Linked DNA regions of Homo sapiens: region 2 is linked to region 1. A link is an interaction called in ENCODE POLR2A ChIA-PET data of the cell type or tissue named here. Cell type or tissue: endothelial cell of umbilical vein. All regions are shown on one strand. Each heading gives the region's core, and the rest is flanking DNA. Links, peaks and the distances in the headings are about the cores only.

The links. ChIA-PET counts read pairs that join two places held together with the same protein. Peaks named below come from ENCODE experiments on the same cell type or tissue, not always from the same donor. Only the 100,000 strongest peaks of a DNase experiment are listed, where the experiment ranks them.
Region 2: POLR2A ChIA-PET joins it to region 1 with 8 read pairs; 27 of 35 experiments call an interaction of 5 or more read pairs at or near these places.

Annotation. Positions count from the first base shown.
Region 1 is chr11:65,190,917-65,200,591 of GRCh38, reverse strand. The region is part of intron 10 of CAPN1 (calpain 1); the gene reads right to left. Among named protein-coding and RNA genes, the nearest start is that of CAPN1, 14 kb to the right of the region's middle. RefSeq lists a silencer at 537-737. In endothelial cell of umbilical vein, for the core only: no CTCF peak of the experiment used is centred there; a DNase peak (open chromatin) is centred at 8,221.
Region 2 is chr11:65,098,017-65,107,691 of GRCh38, reverse strand. It overlaps VPS51 (VPS51 subunit of GARP complex), which reads right to left. Exons shown (of 10, transcript NM_013265.4): 3 at 1-111. Among named protein-coding and RNA genes, the nearest start is that of VPS51, 6.6 kb to the right of the region's middle. RefSeq lists a silencer at 5,161-5,455. In endothelial cell of umbilical vein, for the core only: no CTCF peak of the experiment used is centred there; a DNase peak (open chromatin) is centred at 5,301.

The sequences.
Region 1 (9,675 bases), core at 851-8,850:
GTGGGTGGATCACGAGGTCAGGAGTTCAAGACCAGCCTGGCCAAGATGGTGAAACCCTGTCTCTACTAAAAATACAAAAAATTAGTCAGACATAGTGGCACACGCCTGTAATCCCAGCTACTCAGGAGGCTGAGGCAGAGAATTGCTTAAACCTGGGGAGCAGAGGTTGCAGTGAGCCGAGATCACACCATTGCACTCCAGCCTGGGCGACAGAGTGAGAGTCCATCTCCAAAAAAAAAGAACAAAGCTGGGTATGGTGACTCAGACTCACGCCTGTAATCCTAGCACTTTGGGAGGCTGAAGCAGACAGATCGCATGAGTCCTGGAGCTCAAAACTAGCCTGGGCGAGGTGGTAAAACCCCATCTCTACAAAAATTAGCTGGGCATGGTGGTGTGTGCCTGTAGTCCCAGCTACTGGGAAGGCTGAGGTGGAAGGATTCCTTGAGCCTGGGAGGTCGAGGCTGAAGTGAGCTGAGGTTATGCCATTGCACTCCAGCCGGAGCAAGACTGTGTCTCAAAAAATAAGTAAATAAATAAAAAAGAACGAAAAAGGTGTTCTGGATTGGTGGCATTCCAGGTGACTAGCAGAAACACCCCGGAGCAATTTAACTTTATCTGAGGACTCAAAGAACTCTCTCACGGGGCAGAGATCTCACAAGCAAACAAGGCGTGATAACTGAGCAGCAGCCACAGTGGACAAAAACTGACCACTAAGACTTCAGATATTGACCTTATCAGACACAGAATATAAGACTATGCTTACTATGTTTAAAGAAATAGATGAAAAGTTTGAAAATTTGAGCAAAAATGAACAGATTTGAAAAGATCCATTACATCTTCTAGAAACAAAATTTTTAAAATTGAAATTAAGTTCTTGGAAGAAATAACTAACAGATTTGACAGAGCAAAAAAGAAAATTAGTGAACTGAGAAAGGAGCTGAAGGAACAACCCAGAATGCAATCCAGAGACACTAAGAGATGGGAAATCTAAAAGCAAGGTTAAGAGAAAGAGAGGATTGAGTGAGAAGGTCCAGTTTAGATTTTATTAGAATATACAGAGAGTGGGAAGGAGGTGATATTCTCAAAGATCATGACTACAAATTTTCTAGAATTGTTGAAAGGTATCAATTCATAGCCAGGAAGTTCAATACATTCAAGGCAGAATGAAAAGAAATCCATACCTCCACACATCATGGTGAATCGTATAGTATGAAAGAAAAAAAAAATTAAGATTTTTTCCAGAAGGCAAGGTAGACAGACTCCTGGCTCACATAGCAATGATGGAAGCAGAACAGGACTAATAGTGTCTTTGAGAGGCTGAAAATAATGTCAAGCCAGAATTCTATATCCAGAGAACTGTCAAGAATAAGCACACTATAAAGGCATTTTAGACAAACACTGAGAAAGTTTATAACCAACAGACCCTTGCTAAAAAATAAAAATACAAATACAAAAAGGGCCAGGTGTGGTACTTCATGCCTGTAATCTCAGCACTTTGGGAGGCTGAGGAGGGTGGATCACTTGAGGCCAGGTGTTCGAGACTAGCCTGGTCAACATGGTGAAACCCCATCTCTACTAAAAATACAAAAATTAGCTGGATGTGGTGGTGCACACCTAGAATCCCAGCTACTTGGGAGGCTGAGGAAGAAGAATCGCTTGAACTTGGGAGGCAGAGGTTGCGGTGAGTGGAGATCGCGCCACTGCACTCCAGCCTGGGCGACAGAGCGCGACTCCGTCAACTGCCCCCCAACCCTCCCAAAAAAAATTATCTGGGCATGGTGGCATGTGCCTGTAGTCCTAGCTACTTGAGACACTGAGGTGGGAGGCTCACCTGAGACCAGGAGATCAAGCCTGCTCAAAAAGAAAACAAAACAAAGGAAATACAAAAGGATATGTTTCGGGTGGATGGAAAATGATCTCAGATGAAAGGTCTGAGAATGCTGAACAAAAATACTTTTATTTGTGGGTAATCCAAATAACATGGGCTATCTCAAATCATGATGATGTTTAAATTATGGCAGGAAAAAAAAACTTTAGAATTAAAATACTAGCCCACCATAGCATAATATACAAAGGAAAGGGGTGATTCAAGCTGAATTTCTAAGGTTTATGCATTGTTCACGAGGAGGGTAAAGTCATTGATTAGGGCTGGGCACAGTGGCTCACGCCTGTAATCCTAGCACTTTGGGAGGCCGAGGCAGGTGGATGGCTTGAGCTAGGAGTTTGAGACCAGCCTGGGTAACAGAGCAAAACCCCATCTCTACCAAAAAAGTGCAAAAATTAGCCAGGCATGGTGGTGTGCACCTGTAGTACCACTCAGCTACTCGGGAAGCTCAGGTGGGAGGATGGCTTGAGCCCAGGAGGCAGAGGTTGCAGTGAGCTGAGATCACGCCACCACACTCCAGCCTGGGTGACAGAGCCAGACCCTGTCTCAGAGAAAAAAAAAAAAGACACTGATTAACTAACTTTAGTATGTATTAAGCAAACTCTTATGTCTTTCAAACTCACAGAGAAAAAAATTAGTAGAGAGAAAAGCAGGAACTCAACACAAAAGGCAGCATGACAGGAAGACAAGCAGAAAATAAGTAAACACAGTAAGTCAGCTGAAATAAATACAGCATTAATCACTGTGAGTGTAAATGAACTAAACTCTCTAGTCAAAGGACAAAATATTCCTTTGTCTTTTTTTTTTTTTTTTTTTTTCAGATAGAGTTTTGCTCTTTTCACCCAGGCTGGAGTGCAATGGCACAATCTTGGCTCACTGCAACCTCCACCTCCCAGGTTCAAGTGATTCTCCTGCCTCAGTCTCCCTAGTAGCTGGCATTACAGGCACCTACCCACCTTGCCCGGCTAATTTTTGTATTTTTGGTAGAGATGGGGTTCCACCATGTTGGCCAGGCTGGTCTCGAACTCCTGACCTCAGGTGATCCGTCCACCTGGGCCTCCCAAAGTTCTGGGATTACAGGCGTGAGCCACTGTGCCCAGCGTGGACAAAATTTTTCAAACTGGATTACTAAAAAGCTGGCTAGTGCTGTTTACAAGAAAACAAAACATTGGGCTATAGAAAGATTGGACATCAAACAGTATAAAAAGATATATTTTAAAAATTCAACAAAAAAAAACCCTGAATTAGCTATAGAAACATTGGCTGAAATAGACTTGAAAGTAAAAATAATTATTAGAGATGAAGGTGGTCACTAGATTTTAAAAAATGTTTAATTCACTAGGCGCTTATAAGAATTCTAAATGTGATGTACCAAATATCATAGCTCAAAATATATAATGAAAAATAATTGATAGAAATACAGAGAGAAATTGGCAAAGCCATTAGGATGTTATAAGATTTTTATCATCTTTCTTTCTTTCTTTCAGTAATTGATAGATTAAGCAGACAAAACAATAAGTTTGATATAATGGACAATTATAGAACAATCCCCCTAGTACTCAGAGAATAGCGTACTGGCTGAGAGAACAGACTTCAGGATCCCTCTGCCTGGGTTCAAATCCCAGTTTTGCCACTTCATAGATCAGTGACTTCATCAAGTTGCTTAAATCTTTCTGTGCCTCAGTTTCTTTATTATCCCTAAGATAAGGATAATAATAGTTCCTGCCTCATAGGCTCAGTGTGAGTTAAGCTAATTATCATATTTAAAATACTTAGGAGTGCTTCACCTACAGTCACAATTTGTTAGCCAGTCTTTTCAAGAACGAAGGAACCTTTATGAAAATTCATCATACACTGAGCCATAGCACCAGCTTCTGTTCACTTCAAAGCTATGATCTTATGTAGGTCACATTTTTTTACTATGAGAAAATTAAGTTAGAAATTTTTTTATGTTTTAAAAAACATTCTTCTAAAATAACTAGTTTATCGGAAAGAGATGATAATGGTAATGAGAAATTACATAGCATGGCCATGAAAAATGTACATATATTAAAAGAGAGAGCTATCAAATCAATAACCTAACCTTCCACCTTAAGAAACTAGAAAAGGCAGTTAAATAGAAGGAATAAGTTCTAGTATTTGACAGTAAGGCAGGGGAAATTATAGTTAACAGTAGTTTACTGTATATTTCAAAATAGCTAGAAGAATTGTAATGTCTCCAACACAAAGAAAAGATAAATGTTTGAGGCGATGGATCCCAATTACCCTGATTTGATCATTACACATTGTATACGTTATCAAAATATCACATGTACCCCAAAAATATGTCCCACTATGATATATGAAATAAAAAATGGATTTATTAAATTAAAAAAAGAAACTAGAAAATGAACTTTCACTGGTTCTTGGGATTTAAGAAAAAAGAAAATGGGCAAATTGAACCCAAAGCAAGCAGAAGAAAAGAAATAATGAAGATTAAAGTCCAAATACATGAAATAGAGAATAAACAATAAAGAAAAATCAATAAAACCAATAGTTCTTTGAAAAGCTCAACAAAATTGACAATTCTTTACCTGGCCTAAACAGGAGAAAAGACAGAGGACTCAAATTACTAAAATCAGGAATTAAAGAGGGACATCACTACCAGCCTAACAAAAATAAAAAGATTACAAGGAAACACTATAGACAATTATATGATAATAAATTAGATAATATAGACAAAAAGAACAAATTCCTAGAAAGAAACAAAGCACCAAAACTGACCTAGGAAAAATAGAAAATCTAAATAGACCTATAATAATAAAAAGACTGAATCAACAACAACAAAAAACTTCTCACCAAAGAAATGTCCAGGACCAGATGGCTTCGAAATTCCACCAAACATTTAAAGACAAATTAACACCAATCCTCAAACTCTTCTAAATAACTGAAGATGAGGGGACACTTCCTAACTCATCCCAGGAGGCCAGCATTACCTTAAAGCCAGATAAAGACACCACAAGGAAAGAAGATTACAGACCAATATCACTTATGAATATAGATGCAAAAATCCACCCCCTCCCAAAAAAAGCGATGAACCCAACCCAACAGCATATTAAAAGGAATATACACCATGATGAAGTGGGATTTATCCCAGGAATGCAAGGGTAGTTCAACAAAGGAAAGTTGATCAATGTAATATACCACATTAATAGAATGAAGGGGAAAAAAACCTCAAAATGATCATCTCAATTGATGCACAAAAAGCACATCAGTTCATGATTTTAAAAATTCAGAAAATTGGCCGGGCGCGGTGGCTAACACCTGTAATCTCAGCACTTTGGGAGGCTGACGTGGGCAGATCACGAGGTCAGGAGTTTGAGACCAGCCTGACCAACACGGCTGGTCTGAAGGGTGAAACCCTGTCTCTACTAAAACTACAAAAATTAGCTGGGTGTGGCAGTGTGCACCTGTAGTCCCAGCTAGGGACTAAGGGAGGCTGAGGCAGGAGAATCACTTGAACCTGGGAGGCAGAGGTTGCAGTGAGCTGAGATGGCGCCACTGCACTTCAGCCTAGGTGATAGAGCAAGATCCAGACTCAAAAAAAAAAAAAAAAAAAAAAAAAAACCCCAAAAAACTTCAGTGATACCACTTCACACCCACTAGGATGGCTATAATCAAAAAGAAGAGCAATAACTAGTGTTGAAGAGGATGTGGAGAAATCAGAACCCTCACATGTTGTTGGTGGGGATATAAAATGGTGCTGCTGCTTTGGAAAACAATTGGCAGTTCCTCAAAAAATTAAACATGGAATTACCCTATGGCCCAACAATTTCACTCCTAGTTATAGGCCCCAGAGAACTGAAAACATATGTTGAAACGCATGCACATGAATGTTCACAGGAACATTCTCCACATAGCCAAAAACTGGAAATAACACAAATGTCCATCAACTGATGAATGAATCAGCAAAATGTGGTATATCCATATCATGGAAGATTAATCTGCCATAAAAAAGAGATGAAGTACTTCTACACCATAAATGAAGCTTGAAAACATTATGCTAAGGCAAAAAAGTCCAGAATAGGTAAATTTATAGAGACAAAAAGTAGATTCATGGTTGCTAGGGAGAAAGGGATAGAAAGTGATGGCCAATAATTACGGGATTTTCGGGGTGGGGGCGGTGAAGAAATGCTCTGGATAACGGCAATGCTTACACAACGCTGTGGGTACACTAAAAACCACTAAATTTCACACATTAAAAGTGCAAATTTTCTGGTGTGTGAATTATACTCATTCACGATTTTCAAAAACACTATGTATCAAAATTGTGTAACTTAATTAACGATGTACTTAAAAGGAAATTTATCACTTTAGTTGCTTAAATTTTAAAAATCTAAATTAACGAAATAAGCATCTAATTTAAGAAGTCATAAAATAAAGTCAAAAAGTCAATCCAGGCCGAGCGTGGTGGCTCACGCCTATAATCCTAGCACTTTGGGAGCCCACAGCAGGGCGGATCAGTTGAGGTCAGGAATTCAAGACCAGCCTGGCCAACATGGTCAAACCTGGTATCTACTAAAAATACAAAAAAAAAAATTAGTTGGGCATGGTGGCGCATGCCTGTAATTCCAGTTACTTGGGAGGCTGAGGCAAGAGAATCGCTTAAACCCAGGAGGTGGAGGTTGCAGTGAGCCAAGATCGCACCACTCCAGCCGAGGTGACAGAGTGAGACTATCTCAAAAAAAAAAAAAAAAAAAAAAAATCAATCCAAAGAAAGTAGAAGGAATGAGATAATAAACAGTAAAGATTAATGATATATGAAAAAAATACTACCAGGCACTGTGGCACACACGTATAATCCCAGCCACTTGGGAGGCTGAAGTGAGAGGATCACCTGAGCCAGGAATTTAGGCTGCAGTGACCTAGGATCACAGAGGACTAGGATTGTGCCACTGCACTCCAGCCTGGGCAATAGAGCAAGACCCCATCTCTAAATAAATAAGTAAAAATAATAAAAGAAAAAGAAATACTATACAAAGGACCAACAAAGTCAAAAGTCTTTTTTTTTTTTTTTTTTTTTGAGACAGAGTCTCGCTCTATTGCCCGGGCTGGAGTGCAGTGGCGCGACCTCGGCTCACTGCAAGCTCTGTCTCCCAGGTTCACACCATTCTCCTGCCTCAGCCTCCCAAGCAGCTGGGACCACAGGCACCTGCCACTACGCCCGGCTAATTTTTTGTATTTTTAGTAGAGACGGGGTTTCACTGTGTTGGCCAGGATGGTCTCGATCTCCTGAGTGCAGCTGGCCAAAAGTCATTTATTTGTAAAGATTTATATTGACAAACTTCTTGCAGGATTAATAAAGACAAAAGAGACAATGCAAATGAGCAATCCCATGCATAAAAAGGGGACATTATTATACACGAGACATAAGAGTATATTAAGAGGGGGCTGGGTGCAGTGGCTCACGCCTGTAATCCCAGCACTTTGGGAGGCCGAGGCAGGAGGATCACAAGGTCAGATGATCGAGACCATGGTGAAACCCCATCTCTACTAAAAATACAAAAAAAAAAAAAAAAATTAGCCAGGCGTGGTGGTGGGCACCTGTAGTCCCAGCTACTCGGGAGGCTGAGGCAGGAGAATGGCGTGAACCCGGGAGGCAGAGCTTGCAGTAAGCTGAGATGGCACCACTGCACTCCAGCCTGGGCGACAGAGCAAGACTCTGTCTCAAAAAAAAAAAAAAGAGTATATTAAGGATAACTTTGTGCTAATAACTTTGAAAACAGATGCAAAGAATAAATTATTAGAAAATACAACTCAGGGCTGGGCACAGTGGCTCATGCCTGTAATCTCAGCACTTTGGGAGGCCAAGGTGGGAGGATCACTTGAGCCCAGGAATTCGAGATAAGCCTGGGCAACATAGTGAGACCCCCATCTCTATAAAAATAAAAAATTAGCCAATCATAGAGGCTCACACCTGTGTAGTCCCAGCTACTCAGGAGGCTGAGGCAGGATTTGAGCTCAGGAGTTCGAGGTTGCAGTGAGTAACCTCTCTCTAAAAAACCCTGTCTCTCTTAAAAAAAAAAAGAAAGAAAAAGAAAAAGAAAAAACAAAAGAAAATACAACTCATCAAAATTGGCTCAAGAAACAGAAAATCTGAACAATTCTATAACCTTTAACTTTCAATACTGAATATCATTAATCTTCATACAAAGAAAAAAGCAAGCCTGACAGCTTTACAGACAAGTTCTACCAACCATTCAAGCAACAAATCACTCCCATCTTAGGTAAACTCTTCTAGGAAACAGAAAAAGAGAGGATACTTCCCACCTCACTGTACAGGAAGAACATAGCACTGATACCAGTATGGTTAGTATAAGAAAGGAAAATAACAGGCAAACGTCACTCGTGACCATGTTGTTTTTATCTCAAGAATGTAAAGTTGATTTAACGTTAGAAAAGCAACAAATGCAATTTACCATTTTATTTTTTTTAAATGGGGTCATGTTCTGTTGCCCAGGGTGGAGTGCAGTGGCGCAAACATGGCTCACTGTAGCCTCTACCTCCCTGGCTCAAATGATCCTCCCTCCTCAGCCTCCTGAGTGGCTGGGACTACAGGTGTGTGCCACCATACCAGGCTAATTTTTTAAATTTTTTGTAGAGATGAGGTCTCACTGTATTGCCCAAGCTGTTCACAAATTCCTGGGACCATTTTAATAAATAAAAGAAAAAAGCATACTATCATCATAATATAGACAATTCAAAGTATTTAACAATATTAAACTTCATTAGTCTGATAAAAGGTATCCACAAAAAACCTAGATTAGAAAGGTACTTAGTGGTGAAAACTTCCCCTTTAAGAGTGAGGCTTAGTTAATAGGGTTGCTCCTAAAAATAAGAATAAAAAAAAGGGAGGAACAAGAGCAGGAAGCTCTACAGTTCTAGGCAGCATATTAGACAAGAAAAAGTAACAAAAGTTGTAAGAATTAGAAAAGAAGAAACAATCTGTCATTATTTGCAGATGCTATATTCCTAATTAGAAAACCAAAAAGGGCTGGACGCAGTGGCTCACTGTAATCCCAGCACTTTGGGAGGCCAAGGCAGGCAGATCACCTGAGGTCAGGAGTTCGAGACCACCCTGGCCAACATGGTGAAACCCTGTCTCTAATAAAAATACAAAAATTAGCCAGGTGTGGTGCCGCACGCCTGTAATCCCAGCTACTCGGGAAGCTGAGGCACGAGAATCACTTGAACCAGGGAAGCAGAAGTTGTAGTGAGCTAAGATCGTGCCAAAAAATACATACAGATGAATCAGTAAGATTAATTAGTTTTAAAAAATTTGCTGGATATAAAAACTACATCTAAAAGGTCAAATGCATGTTATCGTATGAGCAACAAGATCACTTGGGAGATGTAATTTTAAAGAACATACTATTTATAATAGAAACAAAATTATAGTGTACCTAGCATTAAATCTCAAGAGATGTATAAATTCTTTATGATAAAAAATACAACATTCTATTGAAAGACATTAAAGGCCAAAATAAATGAAGAGATACACCATATCCTTGGATAAGACTTAAAATTATAAAAATGTCAAGTCTCCCCAAATTGGTCTATAGGTTTCATGTAATTCCAAATTAAAATCTCAAAATGGTTTTTCAAAAGACTTGGTAAACTGATTCTAAAATTCATTTGGAAAAACAGAGGTCAAGAACAGCTAAGACAGATGCAGTGGCTCACGCCTGTAATCCCAGCAATTTGGGAGGCTAAGCCAGGTGGATCACTTGAGTTTGAAACCAGCCTGGCCA
Region 2 (9,675 bases), core at 841-8,840, 93 kb after region 1:
GCGTGGCGCTGATGCGAGCGCTGAAGTCGGTGATCACTGCCATGTTGGTGGCCAGCCGGTCCATCTCATCCTCCATCTTCCGGAAATCGTTCTTCATCTTCCGGATGGTGTCTAGGAGGGCAGGGGCGGGGAAAAGGGGAGAGCAGGTGACTGCAGGGCGGGCGCAACCTCAGCTCCTTCTCACCCACCCCTTCACAGACGCCCCAGCTTGCTCCAGGGGCGCATGGATGATTCCAGAGAAAGGACTGCGAGGGCGTGGGTCACAGCGCACATGGGGGCGGGGGAGGGGGTTTATGTTCCCAAAGCAGGCGTTACTCACATACTCCCCGTAACCCCCTAACCCTGGTGCCCAGGAGAGCCGGCCCTCAGAATTAGTCCAGATCCGAAGCAGGCCGCAGGTGCTTAGCCAGCTGCCACCACTGTGCCTCAACTGCTCCATCAGACCACAAGCAGCCAAGGCAGGGACCGCTGGCTCCCAAGCGCATCTGCGTGTCCAGCGCACTGCCTGGATGAGGCAATACATTCTTGTTGACCCTCATCTCCTTTCCAGACCTCCCAAAGCCTTTCACATGCTTTCCGGAACATGGGCTGTCTTCTCTGAAGGGCCCTTTCCCTTTGGTCCTGATAGAATCCTGCCTAGGGAGGCTGTTTTTCCTTTCACACACCAGGTGCCTGGGAGCCTGGTCCCTTCATGCTTCTAAATCATGCCTAGATCTCCTCTCTTCAAAACCCCGGCTTCTAGGAAGACCATGCCATCAAGCCACAACCCTCCTCTTTGCTGTCTCTACTGTCCTCTGACACTCCTCTCAGTTCCCCATCACTGCCTCTTCTCCTCCTCCTGTCACCTCCTTGTGCACATCCACATGGATGAGCCTTCCAATGTTCCTGACTGTTCACTGACGGCCTCAATTCAATTCCACCTATTCTTTTTTTTTTTTTTTGAGACTGAGTCTCGCTCTGTCGCCCAGACTGGAGTGCAGTGGCACGACCTCTGCTCACTGCAAACTCCAATTCCCAGGTTCACACCATTCTCCTGCCTCAGCCTCCCAAGTAGCTGGGACTACAGGTGCCTGCCACCACACCCAGCTAATTTTTTGTATTTTTAGTAGAGATGGAGTTTCACCATGTTAGCCAGGATGGTCTTGATCTCCTGACCTCATGATCCGCCCACCTTGGCCTCCCAAAGTGCTGGGATTACAGGCATGAGCCACCGCACCCGACGAGGTCTGATGGTTTTATAAGGGGCTCTCCCTGCTTCGCTTAACACTTCTCCTTCCTGCTGCCTTGTGAAGAAGATGCCTTGCTTCTCTTTCACCTTCTGCCATGATTGTAAGTTTCCTGAGGCCTCCCCAGCCATGCTGTGAACTGTGAGTCAATTAAACCTCTTTCCTTTATAAGTTACCTAGTCTCGGGCAGTTCTTTACAGCAGTATGAACCTGGATTAATATACCTAGTAATCAATCCATTACCAAGTCATGGAAGGTCTACCTGCAACATTTTCTTTGTAAGCCACTATCATCTCTTGTCCAACAACTGCCAACATTTCCCAACTAATTTCCCTAATTCCATTGAACATACCAACAATGTTCATAAAGAAAGGCGAAGAGGATAAGACAGAAATGTGTATCTGTAACAGGAGATATTTTGGTTTTGTTTTGTTTGAGAAAGAGTCTCACTCTGTCACCCAGGCTGGAGTGCAGTGGCGCGATCTCAGCTCTGGAGGCTCCTGGAGGGTGGCACGCCCGGGGAGGGCATGGAAACTCCATGCTCCTTCTCCTACACCTCGCCCTATGCACCTGCTCATCTGTACCCTTTGTAACATCCTTTGTAATAAACTGGTAAATGTGTTATCCTGAGCTCTGTGAGCCACTCCAGCAAACTGAGCCCAAAGAGGGAGTTATGGAAACCCCTACCTGGAGCCAGTTGGTCAGAAATTCTGGAGGCCTGAGGCCCTGACCTGCAGCTAGTGCCTGAAAGTGGGGAGGCAGATTTGGGACTGAACTAGTGCCTGAAGGGAGGCAGGCTTGGGGACTCAGCCCTCAACTCATGGAATCTGATGCTATCTCTGGGTAAATAGTGTTGGAATTAAATCAGAGGACACCCAGCGGGTGTCTGCTGCTTGGTGTGTGGGGAAGAAACCCAACACATTTGGTCACAGAACTCTTCTGTGGTCATGATTGTGGTGATGTGAGAGCATAGGAAGCACACAGTTTGCATTTTTCCCAAACAATGCCATAAAATATATACAAACCTTTCCATATGGTAGATCACAAAGAAAAAAACCTCATTCTTTTTTTTTTTTTGAGACAGGGTCTCCCTCCGTCGCCCAGGCTGCAGTGCAGTGGCGCGATCTCAGCTCACTGCAACCTCCACCTCCTGGGTTCAAGCGATTCTCCTGCCTCAGCCCCGAGTAGCTGGGATTACAGGCACGTGCCACCATGCCTGGCTAATTTTTGTACTTTTAGTAGAGAGGGTTTCACCATGTTGGCCAGACTGGTCTCTGACCTCAAGTGATCCACCCGCCTCGGCCTCCCAAAGTGCTGGGATTACAGGCGGGAGCCACCGTGCCCAGTCGAAAAAACCTCATTGTTAACCAATTATGAGGTCAGAAAAGGAAATCAAAACTGAAATTGCAGCATGGGTAAAATACCAAGAAAACACTAAATTGGTAAGGGCTTGGTGAATTCTATGGATGAAATGGATAATTTGCTACAAAAATAGGATTTACCAAAATGGATTGCAAAAAACAAGAAAACAGAAACAGAAAAACTAGAGAATGTTGTGAAAGAAAGGTCCTACTCCCCTTTCCCCTCCACACAAAGGCATCTGGCCCAGATGTCCAGGGGTGTTGCGGCGGCTTGAAGGACAGCGCCTTCCAATTCTCTGTGTAAACACTGCCCCAGCAGAGAAACGAGAACAGCTCTCACACAAACTTGATGGAACAAACATAACACTGTTATGAAAACATAACAGAAATACCTCACATATACACATTCATATCTCTTATGAATGGAGATGCAAGGATGAATTAAATAAACAAATGGAGATGCACAAATAAGCAAACAAAATCCAGCAGCATATTAAAATAATAATTGATAAACACAAAAGGGTTTTTGTTTCATGAATGCCAGGATGACTCAAAATTAGAGGATCTCATAATAATTTGCCATGTTAATAGATATTTCAACATCTATTCTTGATTTTTAAAAAACTCTCAATAACATATGAGCAGCTAAATATTTCCCTGACCTCCAAAACTCAGTATCATGTTTACCGAGGCAGTGCTAGAAGCACTCCAATTAAAGTCAAAACATGGCAAGGACAACCTTGATTGCCAATGTTATCTACATTGTTCTGGGGCATTAGCCAACTCAGCTAGAGTCACGAGATGTATTATGGAGATACACAAATTGGAAAGGAGGGAGAAGTATCACTATTTGCAGATGATATAATCAAATAAATAGGCCAGCCACGGTAGCTCATGCCTGTAATCCCAGCACTTTGGGAGGCCGAGGCAGGCAGATCACTTGACGTCAGGAGTTTGAGACCAGCCTGGCCAACATGGTAAAACCCTGTCTCTAGTAAAAATACAAAAAGTAGTTGGGCGTGGTGGCAGGTGCCTGTAATCCTAGCTACTGGGAAGGCTGAGGCAGGAGAATCGCTTGAACCCTGGAGGCACAAGTTGTAGTGAGCTGAGATTGTGCCACTGCACTCTAACCTGAGTAATAGAGCAACACTCTGTCTCAAATAATAATAATTGAATAAATAGAAAGCCCTAAAAAAAAAAAACAAAAAAAAACACCCTGTAAACGTTACTATAAACAATAAGAGATACCACTTTTCACTTCTCAGATTGTCAAAGATTGAAAGAGGTATTCTCTTCTTTGCTGGTGGTTATGCAAACTGATCAGCATTTACAAAGAAGAATCTGGAAATATCTAACTGCAATCACTTGTGAGCCTTCACACACCCACACCTGGTCTGTGTGTGGCTCTGGGACTGTAGGAATGTTCTCCAAGCAACACTGGGAATCTACCCCACTTGGGGAGACAGCTGGAAGGGTGAGTAAGGAGAAAAGCATTGATGTCAATTTGACAAGAAACAAACAGAAACAAAAAATGCAGGAAAAAAATATTAGAGAAAATATAAGAGAAAGAACTGTCTGAGACAAAGAATCTACAGGGCTCACATCTGTAGAGCTATTAAGGGATTTTTTAAAAAATTACATGGAAAGGTAGATTACGTATCAGCAAAATGGACTTTTCATTTTAACAACACAGTCCACAAGAAAGGATCATTTAGCCCTCTTAGAGATGATTTCATAGAAAGGAAGGTTACTAAGGAATAAAATCACATGATGTGAAACATCTATATTACTTTTGGGACCATAGGGACCATTGCCTGCATTTTGTTGGGGAAATCATAATTATTTTGAGTTTCTTTGCTTGAGATAGGGTCTTGCTCTGTCTACAGGCATGGTGATGCACACTTATAATCCCAGCTACTCAGGAGGCTAAGGCAGGAGAATCACCTTAACTGGGGAGGCGGAGGTTACAGTGAGCCAAGATGGCATGCAGTGGTGCAAACACAGCTTACTGCAGCCTTGAACTCTGGGGCTCAAGTGATCCTCCTACCTTAGCTTCTGAAGTAGCTGGGACTACACACAAGCGCCATCACACCCGGCTAATTTTTTAATTTTTGTTTAAATTTTGTGTAGAGATGGGGTCTCTCTATGTTGCCCAGGCTGGTCTCAAACTTCTGGGCTCAAGCAATGCTCCCACTTCAGCCTCCCAAAGTGCTGGGAGCACAGGAGTGAGCCACTGTGCCTGGCAAGAAAATTTTTCTTGCCAATTCATAGATGGTGAACTAAAGGACATAGCAAAGGCAGCGCTATGCAGTGAAAAACAATAAAAGCAGAGCCGAGGCTGAGGTTCGTAAAGGGATCATGGGCTACTGATCTAAGGGAGACAGACAGAGGCTTGGCAGTTGATGAGGCATTTGGTCTTCACCCAGTGAATTACTGGTTTTGTTTACAGGCCATGTGACACAATCTCCTTCCAGGTCTGCCAAAAGCTACCATGAAAAGAGCAGACTCTTTTGGTAGTGGGTGTTTGAGCCCATGACACTTAGGGGCTACCTCAAGAAGGAAGCTTGAATCCAACTTCTAAAGGGTAAAATCCAAACACTAAGTTGTTAGGAAAATAGAGTAAAAGAAAACCCAACAGTGCTGTGTGCTGTCATTGTCGCTGCCTTCCCAGCCATGGAGCCATTACACTGGAGATAAAAGTTGTACCATATCCAAAAACAACAGTGAAAGCATCCACACCATTCAGTCACAAAGACTACACTGTTTATCTTTGCATTTCAAGCTTGTTAAGAAAAGCAGGCTGGGCACAGTGGCTCACGCCTGTAACCCCAGCACTTTGGGAGGCCAAGGCAGGTGGATCACCTGAGGTCACCTGCCTGACCAACATGGTGAAATCCCGTCTCTACTGAAAATACAATAATTAGCCAAGTGTGGTGGCAGGTGCCTGTAATCCCAGGTACTTGGAAGCCTAAGACAGGAGAATCACTTGAACCCCGGAGGCGGAGGTTGCAGTGAGCCGATTGGGCCACTGCACTCTAGCCTGGATGACAGAGCAAGACTCTGTCTCAAAAAAAAAAAAAAAAAAAAGCTTGTTAAGAAAAGCAGTTTGTAACCAGGGAGAGTGAAAGCCATCTGGATGCGAGGATGTTGGCTACCTTGGGAGGGGACTGGGTGGTAACTGGTAGGAGGCTCAGGGGGCTTTGCTGGTTATGCTGTTTCCCGACCTGGATGCTGATTATGTGACTGTGCTCCCTTTGTGAAATCCATGGAGCTGTCCACTTATGTGCACTTTTCTGTATGTCTGTTAATTTTCTTTTTTTTTTTTTTTTTTTTTTTTTTTTTGAGACAAGGTCTGGCTCTGTCACCCAGGCTGGAGTGCAGTGACACAATCTTGGCTTACTGCAACCTCTGCCTCCCAGGTACAAGCCTTCCACCTCAGCTTCCTGAGCAGCTCGGACTACAGGGACACAACACCACACCCAGCTAATTTTTGTATTTTTTGTAGAGACAGGTATAACCTGTTGGCCAGGATGGTCTCGAACTCCTGAGCTCAAGCAATCTGCCTGCCTCTGCCTCACAAAGTGTTGGGATTATAGGTATGAGCCATAATCCCACCTGGGCTCTGTTAATTTTCAGTGAAATGTACTGTCAAAGACTGCTTTGTCTTTGCCTAGAGAAAAGAATTAGGAGAGGCTTTTCCCTGTATAATGTTTGAGATCTTTCTAATTTTGACACAAGTAAATGCATTATTACATAATGAAACTCAATGTCTAGGTGAGAGGTTGGCAAACTACAGCCTGCAGGCCAAATCTGGCTCAATGCCTGGTTTTCTTTTTAATTGGGATATAATTGACATACCAATTCAGTGGTTTTTAATATGTTTAATATATTCACAAGGTTGTACAACCAACCTCACTACGTAATTCCAGAACATTTCATCATCCCCTAAAGAAACCCTGTAACCCTTGGCAGTCATTCCTTATTCCCCCACTCCTAGAACTTGGCAACCATTAATCTAGTTTCTGTCTCTATGGATTTGTCTATTCGCTACAGAATACATTTAACAGAAATGGAATCATAGGCATATGAAACATTAGCATGTTTCCAAGGTTAATCTATGTTGTAGCCTGTGTCAGTATGTTATATCTATTTTTATGGCTGAATAATATTCCACTGTGTGGATATTTGTTTATATTCATTCAATTGATGGCCATTTGGATTGCTTCCACCTTGTGGCTATTATAAAAAGTGCTGCTATTGGCCAGGCATGGTGGCTCTTGCCTGTAATCCCAGTACTTTGGGAAGCCGAGGCAAGCGGATCACTTGAGGTCAGGAGTTCAAGACCAGCCTGGCCAACAAGGTGGAATCCCGTCTCTAGTAAATATACAAAAAATAAAAATAAAAAAATTAGGCGGGTGTGATGGTGCACACCTATAATCCCAGCTACTCAGGAGGCTGAGGCAGGAGAATCGCTTGAACTGGGGAGGCGGAGGTTACAGTGAGCCAAGATGGCACCACTGCACTCTAGCCTGGGTGACAGAGCTAGACTCCATCTCAAAAAAAAAAAAAAAAAAAAAAACACTGCTATGAACACTTGTGTACATGTTTTTATGTGAACATGTTTTCAATTCTCTTTGGTATATTCCTAGGAGTAAAATTGCCGATCATATGGTAATCTTGTGTGTGGTTTTGAAGAATGGTCAAACTGTCTTCCACACTGGGTGCAGCATTTTGTGGTTTGGATTTGCATTTCCCTAAGACCTAATGATGCTGAGCATATTTATATGTGCTTTTCGGCCACTTGTATGTTTTCTCTGGAGAAGTGTCTATTCAAATCCTTTGCCCATTTTAAATTAGGGTTATTTGTCTTTTTAGCCCTGAGCTAAAAAACGTTCTTTTTATGTTCTGAACACTAGATTTTTATTAGATAACTAACTTGCAAATATTTTCTCCCATTCTGTGGGCTGTCCTTTTATTATTATTTATTATTATTATTATTTTTGAGACGGAGTCTCGCTCTGTTGCCCAGGCTGGAGTGCAGTGGCGCGATCTCGACTCACTGCAACCTCCGCCTCCTGGGTTCAAGCGATTCTCCTGCCTCAGCCTCCTGAGTAGCTGGGACTACAGATGCCTGCCACCATGCCTGACTAATTTTTGTATTTTTAGTAGAGATGGGGTTTCACCATATTGGCCAGCCTGGTCTCAAATGCCTGACCTCAGATGATCCACCCGTCTCGGCCTCTCAGAGTGCTAAGATTATAGGCATAAGCCACCGCACCTGGCCTTTTTATTTATTTATTTATTTTTTGAGACTAGGTCTTGCTCTGTCACCCAGGCTAGAGTGCAATGGTGAGATTATAGCTCACTGCAATCTCCAGCTCCTGGGCTCATGTGATCCACCCACCTTAGCCTCCCCAAGTAGCTGGGTTTATTCTAACAAGTGTGTGCCACCATACCCAGCTATTTTTTTTTTTCTAGATATCGGGTCTCACTATGTTGCACAGGCTGGTCTCAAACTCCTGGGCTCAAGTGATCCTCCCACCTCAGCCTTCCAAAGTGCAGGGATTACAGGCATGAGCCACTGTGCTCAGCCCCATCCATTCCTGCCAGTGCAGCTGGAGGAATCTATTCAAACCAGAAATCTGAGCACATCACTCATTTGTTTTAGCTCTCTGTGGATAAAAGCCAAATCCCTAATACATTCTGGAAGGTTTCTAGTTAAACTGCACATCTACTATCTGCCTGGCTCTGCCCACATTCTGCTTCCCCTCCTGCTACCATAGATGAGCTCCCGGCCCTTTGCTGAGGCCGATGCCTCCATCCCTGCTCTGTTCCACCCCCCTCCTTCCTGAGGACCTAGTTCCTTTCTCATTTTTCTCTCTCTCTTGCCCAATCAACACACACTCCATGCTACATTACTTTCCTGAGTGTCTCGCCCAAGTCTATCAAATCTATGTCTTGAAACACCTTCCTCACGCAACCTCCACCTCCTGGGTTCAAGCAATTCTCCTGCCTCAGCCTCATGAGTAGCTTGGACTACAGGCATGCACCACCTTGCCCAGCTAATTTTTGTATTTTTAGTAGAGACAGGGTTTCACCATGTTGGCCAGGCTGGTCTTGAACTCCTAGCCTCAAGTGATCCACCCACCTCAGCCTCCCAAAGTGCTGGGATCACGGGTGAGAACCCCATGCCCGGCCCCTCACTTAAGCTTCTAAGACATCAATGCTCCTGGTTATCCTCACACTTTTCCAAACGTTTGTTCCTTTTGTGGGATGTACAAAAAGAGCTAAGTCTCAAAATATTATTATACACATTCCAACAAATGGAAAATGTAATCTTATTAAATTCCTGTGAGAAATATCCCAGCACAGAAACTATGATTTCTTGCCATTTTGATGCTGGTATTAGCTAACAGAAAGGTGCCTACTCATGGAATCTGCTTCAAATCAGATAAAAGAACAATGTGTATAGGTTACCACACCCACCACTGTGACACGAGAGTAAGACATCAGAATGCAACCCCACAGATGCTCCCAGAACATTCCACAGGCTGCAGGTAAACCCTTTGGATCTGGCTCCTGGACTTACTACACGTGGGTGTACAATTACTACAAAAGTCTGAGTAGTACATCTCCTCAAAACAGCACAGAAGCTAGTGTGGAAAACAGTGGAACACTGTCTGGCACTAGAGAATAAAGAGGACAGAAGAAAAAAAAAGCCTCGACATGATCTTTGTGTCCCCTAATATCATACATCTTCTCTCTTTGCTTAGTTAAGGAGGGAAGGAAGGGAGAAAGAAAGGGAGGGACAAGACCACCTATTCTTCCCTGGAGCAGAAAAGAAAGCTATCAATAATAAGAGAAACTACACCTTACTGAGGTTTCCTTGATGTCAGGGATTCTTCTTCTTATTATTTTTTTTTTCAGACAGAGTCTTGCTCTGCTGCCTAGGCTGGAGTGCAGTGACGTGATCTTGGCTCACCGCAGCCTCCACCTCCCAGGTTCAAGTGATTCTCCCACTCAGCCTCCTGAGTAGCTGGGATTACAGGTGCCTGCCACCACACCCAGCTAATTTTTTTATTTTTAGT